Linked DNA regions of Homo sapiens: region 1 is linked to region 2. A link is an interaction called in ENCODE POLR2A ChIA-PET data of the cell type or tissue named here. Cell type or tissue: OCI-LY7. All regions are shown on one strand. Links, peaks and the distances in the headings refer to the core of each region. The heading gives the core; the rest is flanking DNA. Region 1 has its middle 20 kb from the start of HSP90AA1. Region 2 has its middle 21 kb from the start of LINC02323.

What was found. Peaks named below come from ENCODE experiments on the same cell type or tissue, not always from the same donor. Only the 100,000 strongest peaks of a DNase experiment are listed, where the experiment ranks them.
Region 1: POLR2A ChIA-PET joins it to region 2 with 6 read pairs; 2 of 35 experiments call an interaction of 5 or more read pairs at or near these places.

Annotation. Positions count from the first base shown.
Region 1 is chr14:102,105,784-102,108,691 of GRCh38, reverse strand. It overlaps a transcript of HSP90AA1 not described here. Among named protein-coding and RNA genes, the nearest start is that of HSP90AA1, 20 kb to the right of the region's middle. In OCI-LY7, for the core only: no CTCF peak of the experiment used is centred there; no DNase peak of the experiment used is centred there.
Region 2 is chr14:102,564,471-102,567,378 of GRCh38, reverse strand. No RefSeq gene overlaps it. Among named protein-coding and RNA genes, the nearest start is that of LINC02323, 21 kb to the right of the region's middle. In OCI-LY7, for the core only: no CTCF peak of the experiment used is centred there; a DNase peak (open chromatin) is centred at 1,808.

The DNA of each region.
Region 1 (2,908 bases), core at 148-2,647, 460 kb after region 2:
TGGTGGCAGGCACCTGTAATCCCAGCAACTCCAGAGGCTGAGGCAGGAGAATCGCTCAAACCCAGGAGGTTGAGGCTGCAGTAAGCCAAGATCACGCCATTGCACTCCAGCATGGGCAACAAGGGCAAGACTCCATCTCAAAAAAAAAAAAAAAAAAAAAGTTATAAGTTAGATGTGTAAAAATTAGAAAAGAGAAGTTAAAAGTTTTACTATTTGTTAATGATAGGATCAATATTTACAAGGCCCAAGAAAATCAACTAAAAAACTGCTATTAATAAAACAATTTTTAAAAAAAGAATTCAAAGCTAGGCACCATGGCACAAGGCTGTAGTCCTAGCTTGAGGTATGAGGATTGCTTGAGTCCAGGAGTCCAAGTCCAGCCTGGGCAACAGAACGAGGCCCAATTTTTTTTTTTTTTTTTTTTTTTTGGAGACAAGGTCTCGCTCTGTTGCTTACGCTGTAGTGCAATGTCATGATTATGGCTCACTGCAGCCTCAACCTCCCAGTTTCAAGCAGTCCTCCCACCTCAGCCTCCCAAGTAGCTGGGTCCACAGGTACATGCCACCACACTTAGCTAATTTTCTAAAATTTTTGTAGAGACATGGCCTCGCCATGTTGCCCAGGTTGGTCTCAAAATGGTCTCAAGCAATGCTCGTGTTTTGGCGTCCCAAAGTGCTGGTATTACAGGTGTGAGCCATTGCACCTGGGCTTCAAGGCCCCAATTCTAAAAAAAAAAAAATTTAAGAGAGAATTCAGTGAAATGATAGGGTATACAATTACAGAAACCAGAAGCCTTTATACACACAAAGACACAAACAGTATTACAGTGAGCATCTTCATACGTGCCCTCCTATGGATCCTTGTCAGAACTTCCCTTGGGTCTGTGCTCAGGAACAGGATTGGTGGGACAGAGCGTTCACACATTCTTCATTTGACTGAAACTGCTAGGTGGCTCTCCAGAACAGCCACACCAGCTGTCACACCCACCAGCATCCTTGCTAGTACTTGCCATATCCCCTACATATCCTCTGTGCTTGTGGAAAATGTGCTTCTGCAAAACCAGGGGCTAGGCTAGGAGTGGTGGCTCATGCCTATAATCCCAGCACTTTGGGAGGCCAAGGCAGGTGGATCATGAGGTCAAGAGATCGAGACCATCCTGGCCAACGTGGTGAAACCCCATTGCTATTAAAAATTCAAAAATTAGCTAGGCATGGTGGCGTGCACCTGTAGTCCCAGCTACTTGGGAGGCTGAGGCAGGATAATTGCTTGAACCCGGGAGGCAGAGGTTGCAGTGAGCCGAGATCATGCCACTGCACTCCAGCCTGGCAATAGAGCAACACTACGTCTCAAAAAAACAAACAAACCAAAAAAAACGGGCTAAACCAAGAAAGAAGCAAGCATGAGATGTAGGAAACAGGGATTCTAACAGGGAAGTGGTGAGAGGAATCTCTAGGATGTGCGGCAGGCCAGGGTTGGGGCACTACTGCTTCCAGACTCCCCACCCTCGCCTCCTTAAAGGGCTCAGGATATGAGGAGGAACTGGCCATAGGCTTAGTTGAAATTATTGTCATTGACAACAGTTCTTCTGTCTATAAAGTTTGAGTATTTGTGCCTTCTCTCAGTATCACTGTATATCATCCCCTAAGCAGTAGATCTATGCTTTCTTAGTTCTTCTTGCCCTAAGAATAACTTTAAAGACCTTTTTTATTTTCCTTAGAATTTCTGGCAAATTACAGCACAGTCCTCCTGACAGTATTTTTCAGGATTGTGTCATTCTTCAGGATCCATCTCTGATTATACTTCCCTTCATCTATATTTTGCCCATCCTCTCAAAACATTAGCTCAACAGGGTGGGCGCAGCGGCTCACACTTGTAATCCTTGCACTTTGGGAGGCCGAGGTGGGTAGATCACCTGAGGTCAGGAGTTCAAGACCAGCCTTGCCAACATGGGGAAACCCCATCTTTACTAAAAATACAAAACTCAGCTGGGCGTAGTGGCAGGCGCCTGTAATCTCAGCTACTCGGGAGGCTGAGGGAGGAGAATCGCTTGAACCTGGGAGGCGGAGGTTGCAGTGAGCTGAGTTGTGCCACTGCACTCCAGCCCGGGCGACAGAGAGAGACTCTGTCTCAAAAAAAAAAAAAAAAAAAAAAAAATTAGCTCAACAGGGAGCTCAGGCGGGCACACTGGTTTCCATTACTACTTCCCTCTTTTCATCTTCATCATGATTATTCATGATTGCATAATCAGGATTTCTTTTTAAAGAAGCTCCCTACTTGATATTAGCTGACAGAACAAAAGGTTCTTGATTAAATGATGGCTCTTCCCTGCTCACTGAAAGTCAAAAGCTAACAAAATACTTTGATCAAAAAATGGATTTTGATATCCATTGTTATGAAAATAGTGAAAAACTTCCAGGAGTAAATGAATAGTTTTGTGGACAGATGCTTTTAGTGGTCAAGAACCATTGATTGAGAAAGCTGTTTCTGAACAAAGAACTGGAAAAGCCAGGCTCTACCAATACACAATGTAAACGTAAATGAACCACACTGCAGGCACCTACTTTCACGGAACTCTCTCCTCCTTTGCCTGAACCGTTTCAACAGCTTTTTTTTTTTGAGATGGAGTCTCACTCTGTCGCCCAGGCTAGAGTGCAGTGGCACCATCTTGGCTCACTGCAACCTCAGCCTCATGGGTTCAAGCAATTCTCCTGCCTCAGCCTCCCGAGCAGCTGGGATTACAGGCGCATGTGCATACCACCACACCCGGCTGATTTTTGTATTTTTAGTAGAGACAGGGTTTCACCATGTTGGCCAGGCTGGTCTGGAACTCCTGACCTCAGGTGATCTACCTATCTCACCCTCCCAAAGTGCTGGGATTACAGGCATTAGCCACCATGCCCAGTCTCAA
Region 2 (2,908 bases), core at 269-2,768:
TGAAACTCCATCTCAAAAAAACAAAAAACAAAAAAACAAAAACAAAAACAAAAAACCATGGAGAAAGACAAGAATCGGCCGGGCGAAGTGGCTCATGCCTGTAATCCCAGCACTTTGGGAGGCCGAGGCAGGCAGATCACGAGGTCAGGAGTTCGAGCTACTTGAGAGACTGAGGTGAGATGGTGGCTTGAGCCCAGAAAACAGGGGTTGCAGTGAGCTGAGATTGCGCCACTGCACTCCAGCCTGGGCAATAGAGCCAAACCCACCAAACCCTGTCCCAAAAAAGAAAAAAATAAATAAATTTACAAATTAGCTGTACATGGTGGTACACAGCTGTAATCCCAGCTTCTCAGAAGGCTGAGGTAGGAAAATCACTGGAGTCCAGGAATTTGAGGCAGCAGTGAGCTATGATCACGTCACTGCACCCTAGCCTGGGTGACAGAGGGAACCCTGTCTCATAAGAAAAAAAAAAAACAAACAGGCTGGGCACAGTGGCTCACGCCTGTAATCCCAGCACTTTGGGAGGCCGAGGCAGGCGGATCACGAGGTCAGGAAATTGAGACCATCTTGGCTAACACAGTGAAACCCTGTCTCTATTAAAAATACAAAAAAAAAGAAAATTAGCCTGGCGTGGTGGCAGGCGCCTGTAGTCCCAGCTACTTGGGAGGCTGAGACAGGAGAATGGCATGAACCCTGGAGGTGGAGCTTGCAGTGAGCCGAGATCACCCACTGCACTCCAGCCTGGGCAACAGAGCGAGACTCTGTCTCAAAAAAGAAAAGAAAAAAAACAACAAAAAAAGAAAATTTCGCTAAAAGGATTCGAAGGTAGATTCGAGGAGGCAGAAGAATCAGTGAACTTGAAGAAAGGACAGTGGGGCTGGGCATAGTGGCTCATGCCTGTAATCCCAGAACTTTGGGAGGCCAAGGCGGGTGGATCACTTGAGGCCAGGAATTTGAGACCAGCCTGGTTAACATGGTGAAACCCCGTCTCTATTACAAATATAAAAATTAGCTGGGCGTGGTGATGGGCGCCTATAATCCCAGCTACTCAAGAGGCTGCGGCAGGAGAATCGCTTGAACCTGGGAGGCGGAGTTTGCAGTGAGCTGAGATCTCAACACTGCACTCCAGCCTGGGCAACAGGGTGAGACTCCATCTCAAAAAAAAAATTAGCCAGGCTTGGTGGCACAGGCCCCACCTACTTGAGGGGCCTAGGTGGATGATCATTTGAGCCTGGGAGGTCAAGGCTACAGTGAGCTGTGGTCACACCTCTGCACTCCAGCGTAGGCAACAGAGCGGGAAACTGTATCTCAAAAACAAAACAAAACAAAAAATTTTTAAAAAGTCACAAGAGACATAGGACATTATATAGTAACAAAAGGTTTAACACCGCAAGAAAATATAACAATTCTATACATTTATGGACTGTGATGACTATTTTTAGGTGTCAATTTGACTGGATTAAGGGATTTCTAAATAGCTGATAAAGTATCATTTCTGGGTCTGTCTGTGATAGTATTTCCCCAGAAACTAGAGGAGGTTGGTAGTGAGTCAGTGGACTGAGTGGGGAAGATCTATCTACCTTCGATACAGGGTCGGGAGAGGGCACCATCCAATTGTCTGAAGGCCAGATGGGACCAGAGATGGATGACGGGTGTATTAGTCCATTCTCACTGCTATAAAGAAATACCTGAGACTGGGTAATTTATAAAGGAAAGAAGTGTAATTGATTCACAGTTCCGCCTGGCTGGGAAGCCACAGGAAACTTACAGTCATAGTGGAAGGCAAAGGGGAAGGAAGCTTGGACCTTCTCACATGGCGGCAAGAGAGAGAGGAGTGAGGAGCAAAGGGGGAAGAGCCCCTTGTGAAACCGTCACCTCTCATTAGAACTCACTCACTATCTTTTTTTTTTTTTTTGAGACGGAGGCTTGCTCTTTTGCCCAGGCTGGAGTGAAGTGGTGCAATCTCGGCTCACTGCAACCTCCGCCCTCCCCCGTGTTCAAGCTATTCTCCTGCCTCAGCCTACCAAGTAGCTGGGATTACAGGCACCCACCACCAAGCTTGGCTAACTTTCCTATTTTTAGTAGAGATGGGGTTTTGCCATGTTGGCTAGACTGATCTCAAACTCCTGACCTCAGGAGATCCACCCACCTCGGCCTCCCAAAGTGCTGGGATTACAGGTGTGAGCCACTGTGCCCAATCATCTGGGGCTAGGAGTTTGAGCCCGGCCAACATGGCAAACCCCATCTCTAATAAAAATACAAAAATTAGGCTCACGCCTGTAATCCCAGCCCTTTGGGAGGCCGAGGTGGGCAGATCACGAGGTCAGGAGTTGGAGACGAGCCTGGCCAACATGGTAAAACCCCATCTCTACTAAAAGCACAAAACATTAGCTGGGTGTGGTGGTGGGCACCTGTAATCCCAGCTACTTGGGAGTCTGAGGCAGGAGAATCACTTGAACCCGGGAGGCAGAAGTTGCAGTGAGCTGAGATTGTGCCACTCCACTCCAGCCTGGGCAACAGAGCGAGACTCCATCTCAAAAAAAAAAAAAAAAATTAGCCAGGCATGGTGGCACGCACCTGTGGTCCCAGCTACTTGGGAGGCTGAAGCAGGAGAATTGCTTGAGCCTGGGAGGCAGAAGTTGCAGTGAGCTGAGATCACACCACTGCATTCCAGCCTGGGCGAAAGAGCAAGACTGTTAAAAAAAGGATGGAAGGAAGGAAGGAAGGAAGGAAATCATTATCAGAAGGAAAACTGGAAAACTTACAAAACTCTGGAAATTAAACAACATACATCAAAGAAGAAATAACAAGGGACATTAGAAAATGTTTAGAGACAAATGAAAATAAAAACACACCCAGACATGGTGGCTCATGCCTGTAATCTCAACACTTTGGGAGGCTGAGAGGG